Regions from separate parts of the Homo sapiens genome. Here region 1 is linked to region 2. The links are chromatin contacts, found by Hi-C or POLR2A ChIA-PET in ENCODE. All regions are on one chromosome and are shown on one strand. The core of a region is the stretch at or near the end of the contact, and the rest is flanking DNA. Distances in the headings are between cores, read along the strand shown. Region 1 overlaps GOLPH3L (golgi phosphoprotein 3 like). Region 2 holds the start of MCL1 (MCL1 apoptosis regulator, BCL2 family member).

Region 1 (2,848 bases), core at 92-2,591, 88 kb after region 2:
GGAGAGTTTTTGTTTGTTTGTTTGTTTCTGAGATGGAGTCTCACCTGTCACCCAGGCTGGAGTGCAATGGCACAATCTCGGCTCACTGCAACCTCCGTCTCCCAGGTTCAAGCAATTCTCCTGCCTCAGCCTCCCAAGTAGCTGGGATTACAGGTGCACCTCACCACGCCTGGCTAATTTTTTTGTGGAGATGGGGTTTTATCATGTTGGCCAGGCTGGTCTTGAACTCCTGACCTCAGGTGATCTGCCTGCCTCAGCCTCCCAAAGTGCTGGAATTACAAGCATGAGCCACCAGCCTGGCCTTTGGAGAGTTTTTAAAAAATATCCGGCTTCCTATTTACTAATTCAAACTAACCCTGAGATTTTGATTTCAACAATTTTTCATTAGTAGAAGTTTTATTTAGTTATTTTTCACATTTGTCTGGTGATTTGTGATTTTTTGTTTATTTTGTGATTATTTTATTTCTTTAAAAATGTCATATTTTTAGTCTGATTATTTTAATATGGGACAATATATGAGGTCCTTGATACCTGACAATATCTGAGGACTTTATTTGTCACTTCTTCCTTGTTTGTATGTTTGATGATCTTTGATTAAGAGGTTCACGTTTAACGTTTTGTGAATTTACGAGATTCTGGAGGCCTAAATTGAGGACATCTTCCTTCAGAGGGAAAGATCTGTTTCTGCCGAGAGCCAAGTACAGAGGGATTGTGGGAGTGCCACACAACTGGGAGCACATTTAAGCCTAGTTTCCCCACTTTACCTCAACCATCAAGTTTATTCCTGACCAACCAACTCCTGAATCTCAAGACTGATTTGGTAATTTGCCCCAGGGTAATTTGATCTTCATGTTATCTTTATTGCTCACCTCTTGGATTTTAATTTTGGTGTTTGGGGGCCCCTTGAAGATTATTTCTACTTTCCAAGACTCAATAATACATTAAAAATTAAGCTTATTCAAGACTTAATATCTGACCACCATACTGCCAGGGCTAGAGGACCTCTAATTCTATTTGTCCTGCTATAGCCAGGACAATCTTTAACATCAAGTGTAATGATATAACTCCCTCCCCTCATGCTTAAAAATCTTTCAAACATTCCTCTCAGCCTTCAGGATGGAATCCAAATGGCTAATGCAGGAGGATCGCTTGAGGCCAAGAGTTGGCCAGCCTTTGGGAACACAGCGAGACCTTGTCTGTAAAAACAAAACAAAACAAAACAAAAGTGGCTATTTACTAGTCTTTTCTTTTTTTTTCTTTCTTTTTTTTTTTTTTTTGAGACGGAGTCTCTCTCTGTCACCCAGGCTGGAGTGCAGTGGCGCAATCTCGGCTGACTGTAAGCTCCACCTGCCGGGTTCACGCCATTCTCCTGCCTCAGCCTCCGAGTAGCTGGGACTACAGGCGCCCGCCACCACACCCAGCTAAATTTTTTTATATTTTTGGTAGAGATGGGGTTTCACCGTGTTAGCTAGGATGGTCTTGATCTCCTGACCTCGTGACCCGCCTGCCTCGGCCTCCCAAAGTGCTGGGATTACAGGAGTGAGCCACCACGCCCGGCCCACTAGTCTTTTCTTTGGCCTCTTTCCCCTATTGGCCTTTGCACACACTGCTCTGTTGAAAAGAACCAATATTCTTCCTTCCAAAACTCCTCTTTGTAGTTAAGCGTTAAGTACAGGGGTCACATTTCCACATAACCTTCTCTAACATTGTTTACTTCTCCACTCCACCCTCTGGATTAGGTTCTGCACCTGGGTGTGCCCATACATACTTCTCTCATAACTTCTATTATATCATATTGCAAACAACTATTTCTCCTGACCAGACTACAAATTCCTTAAGGAGAGAATATCCCTTATGCCGCAAAAATATTTTTGAAAGCATAAATTTATGCTTAAAAGTAAATGTTAACCTGGCAAAAGTTCAGCTTGAGCCATAAAATATTCCTTAGACATCTCCAAATTTCCTGAGGGTCTGATCTTTGACTCAAGGTTGGGATTAGTTCCCTCCCCTGCCTGCCTCATGGCTACTCCAAGTCATATTTGTTTTTTTGGTTTTGTTTTTGTTTGGACACAGGGTATCGCTCTGTCGCCCAGGCTGGGGTGCAGTGGCATGATCTCATCTCACTGCAACCTCCACCTCCCTGGTTCAAGCAATCCTCTCACCTCAGCCTCCCAAGTAGTTGGGACTACAGGCGCGTGCCACCACACCCAGCTAATATTTGTATTTTTAGTAGAGATGGGGTTTTGCCATGTTGCCCAGGCTGGTCTCGAACTCCTCAGCTCAAGTGGTATGCCCACCTCAGCCTCCTGAAGTACTAAAATTACAGGTGTGAGCCACTGTGCCTGGCCCCAACTCATATTTGTGACTCCTCTTTAAGGAAGGGGTAGGCTTTTTTTTTAGGTTAACACTTGTTTTTTTTTATAGTTTAGCTACCTAATTAAAGTTAAACTATAACTTCCTTCAGAACACGTAATTATGTAGGCATTATTTATTCTCGTAATAAATCTTAACAGGTGTGCAAACATTTTAGCCAATATTAAAGCAACTGGAAGAAAGTTTTCTTTTGTTGTCTCATTTCCTCCTGACCATGTAACTTCTGTTTCAGTGACAGTGACATCAGATTGTCAACAAAACTATAAATGAGAAGCAGTATAAAGAAATGATGAAGATCAGGATAAAGAAACTACATTTTTGAATGTCACACTTTCCTATTGTAGCATCTCAAAACATACAAAACTTTCCAAACGAGTTTTTAACTTTTTTATTAAGAATATGCAATAATAGACAAAAGTATAAAAACATATATGTAGAGTTTTAAGAAAATAATTATAAAACAAACACCTGTATA
Region 2 (2,861 bases), core at 346-2,845:
CAAAAAATTGCCTAGAGAAAACCAAGATTTTTGATACAATTCAAGACCGCCATACCACTATCTCTAAGGATCCACTACTTAAATCAACATCAAATAAACAATGGTCCTTTAGTTAGAGCCTGCAAACAGCCGTGCGTCATAAAAACCTTTAGATATCCCCACCTCTCTAAAAAAAATCCTTCATTCTACTTCCACTCCAAGGCCCCTTTCATCCTTAAGGCAAACTTACCCAGCCTCTTTGTTTAACTAGCCAGTCCCGTTTTGTCCTTACGAGAACGTCTGTGATACTTTCTGCTAATGGTTCGATGCAGCTTTCTTGGTTTATGGTCTTCAAGTGTTTAGCCACAAAGGCACCAAAAGAAATGAGAGTCACAATCCTGCCCCAGTTTGTTACGCCGTCGCTGAAAACATGGATCATCACTCGAGACAACGATTTCACATCGTCTTCGTTTTTGATGTCCAGTTTCCGAAGCATGCCTGAGAAAGAAAAGCATGCAGGTCCTCACGGCCTCCTTTGTCTAAACCGGCGCAAGATTCGCCTGCCCACCCGCGGCGGGAAAATCGCTACTGGGATTTACAGAACTCAGGTTGACCCCACTTGAAATTGACATCCCACCCTTTCCGGTCTTTGAACAAGAGCTGCCATTTCCAAAAGAATCAAGATGGGCGGAAACAATGACTCATGGCCAGAATATTCTGGCTTCAGGAATAGGATGAGACACGTTTCAACACTGACTCGTTTCGGTTTCCAACCCACCCTTGGCGGGTGAGTCCGGGGAGAGATGGAAAAAAGGGAGTGAGGCCTTGGCGATTAATGAACCCCCTTACCTTGGAAGGCCGTCTCGTGGTTGCGCTGCACGCCATCCCCAACCCGTCGTAAGGTCTCCAGCGCCTTCCTGCTGGTGGCCCCAGACCTGCCCATTGGCTTTGTGTCCTTGGCGCCGGTGGCCTGCTCCCGAAGGTACCGAGAGATAATCTCCAGCGACTGCCGGTACAACTCGTCCTCCTCCTCCTCTGCTGGCGGCGGCGTCGAGGGTAGTGACCCGTCCGTACTGGTGTTATTACCAGATTCCCCGACCAACTCCAGCAGCGGCAGGACAGCCGGCCGCTTCCCGAGAGGCTCCGGCTCGTACCCGTCCAGCTCCTCTTCGGGCGACATGATGGCGTCAGCGGCCGGGGCTTCCATCTCCTCAAGCGGCGCCGCGCGGCGGGTGGGCGCGAAGAAAAGCAGCCTCGCGGGGGTCGCGGTGACGTCGGGGACCTCGGCGCCAATGGGCGGCGGCCGCGCGACCCTCCGGGAGTCTGGCGTGAGGGTGGACGGGGGGCTTGCGCCGGCGCTTCCGCCAATCACCGCGCCGGCCTCCCCTCCCCCTATCTCTCGCCGGGCCGAGGCCTCCTTCTCCGTAGCCAAAAGTCGCCCTCCCGGGCGGGTGGCGCCGCCGCTGCCGGCCCCCAAGCCGGCCCCCCCACAGTAGAGGTTGAGTCCGATTACCGCGTTTCTTTTGAGGCCAAACATTGCCAGTCGCCGCCGCCGCCTGGCTGAGAAAACTGGGGAAGACCCCGACTCCTTACTGGAAGGAAGCGGAAGTGAGAAGTGGCGAGCAGCTCCTTTATCACGGTTTTAGGGCGGCCAGTCCTACGGGGTGGCGCCAGCGAACTCTTTTTTTTTAAAAAAAGTATTCCCATAAAAGGGGAAAGGGGCGGCAGCTTCCGGAGGGTTGCGCACGGCACCTACCAGCTGCCCGGCCGGGCCGGGGCGGGGCCGGGGCCGGGGCCGGGGCCGGGGCCTGAGCCGGGGCCTGAGCGGGGCCTTCCGGTCTTCGGAGGCTCTGAGTGCCGGTTACGTAACGGCGGCTCCGAGCGCCTGGGGTCCTCCCAGAGCTCCTGGGCTCGAGCTCTTTCCATGAGCACCTCGGGCCTTCTCGTGGCTACCTCTGTGCTTCCCTGAGACCTGATTTGTGAGCCCTTTTTGCTGGTTTTCGCCAGAGGTTTTTTACCAAATCAAAATTTCAACCATTGACTAACACAGGGGTTGAAGGAAGAGGACGGGGAAGTTCAGTGATGGATGGGAACAACAGTCTTAGATGATAGGGATAATTAAGAGGGCATAGTTGGGGACTTGTGGTTATTTTGCACAGCTCTCTACTCTCAGTCCAATGTTTGGAAATGAGGATGCTCCACGTGCTACCCTAAAGAACCATTTATGTAAGTGGACTAAGCTAAAACTGCCACAGCTAAACTATTCCTGCCTCCCTGCTTGCTTCTCCCATCTCTGTTCCATAGTCTTTGGTGCTATTTACATATAGGCCTTAATCCATTAGAATCTCGTCTGAGAGTCTTGACACCATTTTTTGTTTGTTTTGAGACAGTCTAGCTCTGTTGCCCAGGCTGGAGTGCAGTGGGGCGATCTCGGCTCACTACAAGCTCCACTTCCCACGTTCAGACGATTCGGTACCTCAGCCTCCCGAGTAGCTGGGATTACAGGCGTGCGCCACCACATCTGGCTAGTTTTTGTATTTTTGGTAGAGATGGGGTTTTCACGATGTTGGCCAGGCTGGTCTCGAACTCATGGCCTCAAGTGACCTGCCTGTCTCGGCCTCCCAAAGTGCTGAGATTACAGCTGTGAGCCACCTCGCCCAGCTGATTATTGTATTTTTAGTAGAGATGTGTTTCATGCGCGTCTGTGTGAAGACACCACCAAACAGGCTTTGTGTGAGCAACATGGCTGTTTATTTCACCTGGGTGCAGGCGGGCTGAGTCCGAAAAGAGAGTCAGCAAAGGGTGATGGATTATCATTAGTTCTTACAGGTTTTGGGATAGGTGGTGAAGTTGAGAGCAATGTTTTGTGGGCAGGGGTGGAT

Evidence for each region. Hi-C counts contacts between places; a loop is a spot of excess contacts on that map. ChIA-PET counts read pairs that join two places held with the same protein, here RNA polymerase II (POLR2A). Pooled maps may share reads with other maps.
Region 1: a loop to region 2 is called in a map of Calu3, with 2.8 times the contacts of the local background. The contact joins the enhancer-like site here to the promoter of MCL1 in region 2. A Hi-C loop is called at or near these places in 2 of 168 maps with a recorded cell type or tissue (Calu3 and PC-9) and 4 of 50 pooled maps. POLR2A ChIA-PET finds 5 or more read pairs at or near these places in 18 of 52 experiments (BJ, CD4-positive, alpha-beta T cell, GM10248 and 12 more).

The regions. Positions count from the first base shown.
Region 1 is chr1:150,666,335-150,669,182 of GRCh38, forward strand. The region is part of intron 2 of GOLPH3L (golgi phosphoprotein 3 like); the gene reads right to left. Among named protein-coding and RNA genes, the nearest start is that of GOLPH3L, 29 kb to the right of the region's middle. Within about 2 kb of position 1,342, at least 6 of the 41 ENCODE cell types and tissues checked have a DNase peak (open chromatin) inside an H3K27ac peak, as active enhancers do.
Region 2 is chr1:150,578,015-150,580,875 of GRCh38, forward strand. MCL1 (MCL1 apoptosis regulator, BCL2 family member) reads right to left here and starts at 1,596. Exons shown (of 3, transcript NM_021960.5): 1 at 829-1,596; 2 at 230-477. The coding sequence starts at 1,516. LOC107985203 (a long non-coding RNA gene) reads left to right here and starts at 1,816. Exons shown (of 3, transcript NR_186818.1): 1 at 1,816-2,205. RefSeq lists enhancers at 1-1,053, 14-732, 733-1,450, 1,499-1,793 and silencers at 1,367-1,496, 1,567-1,906.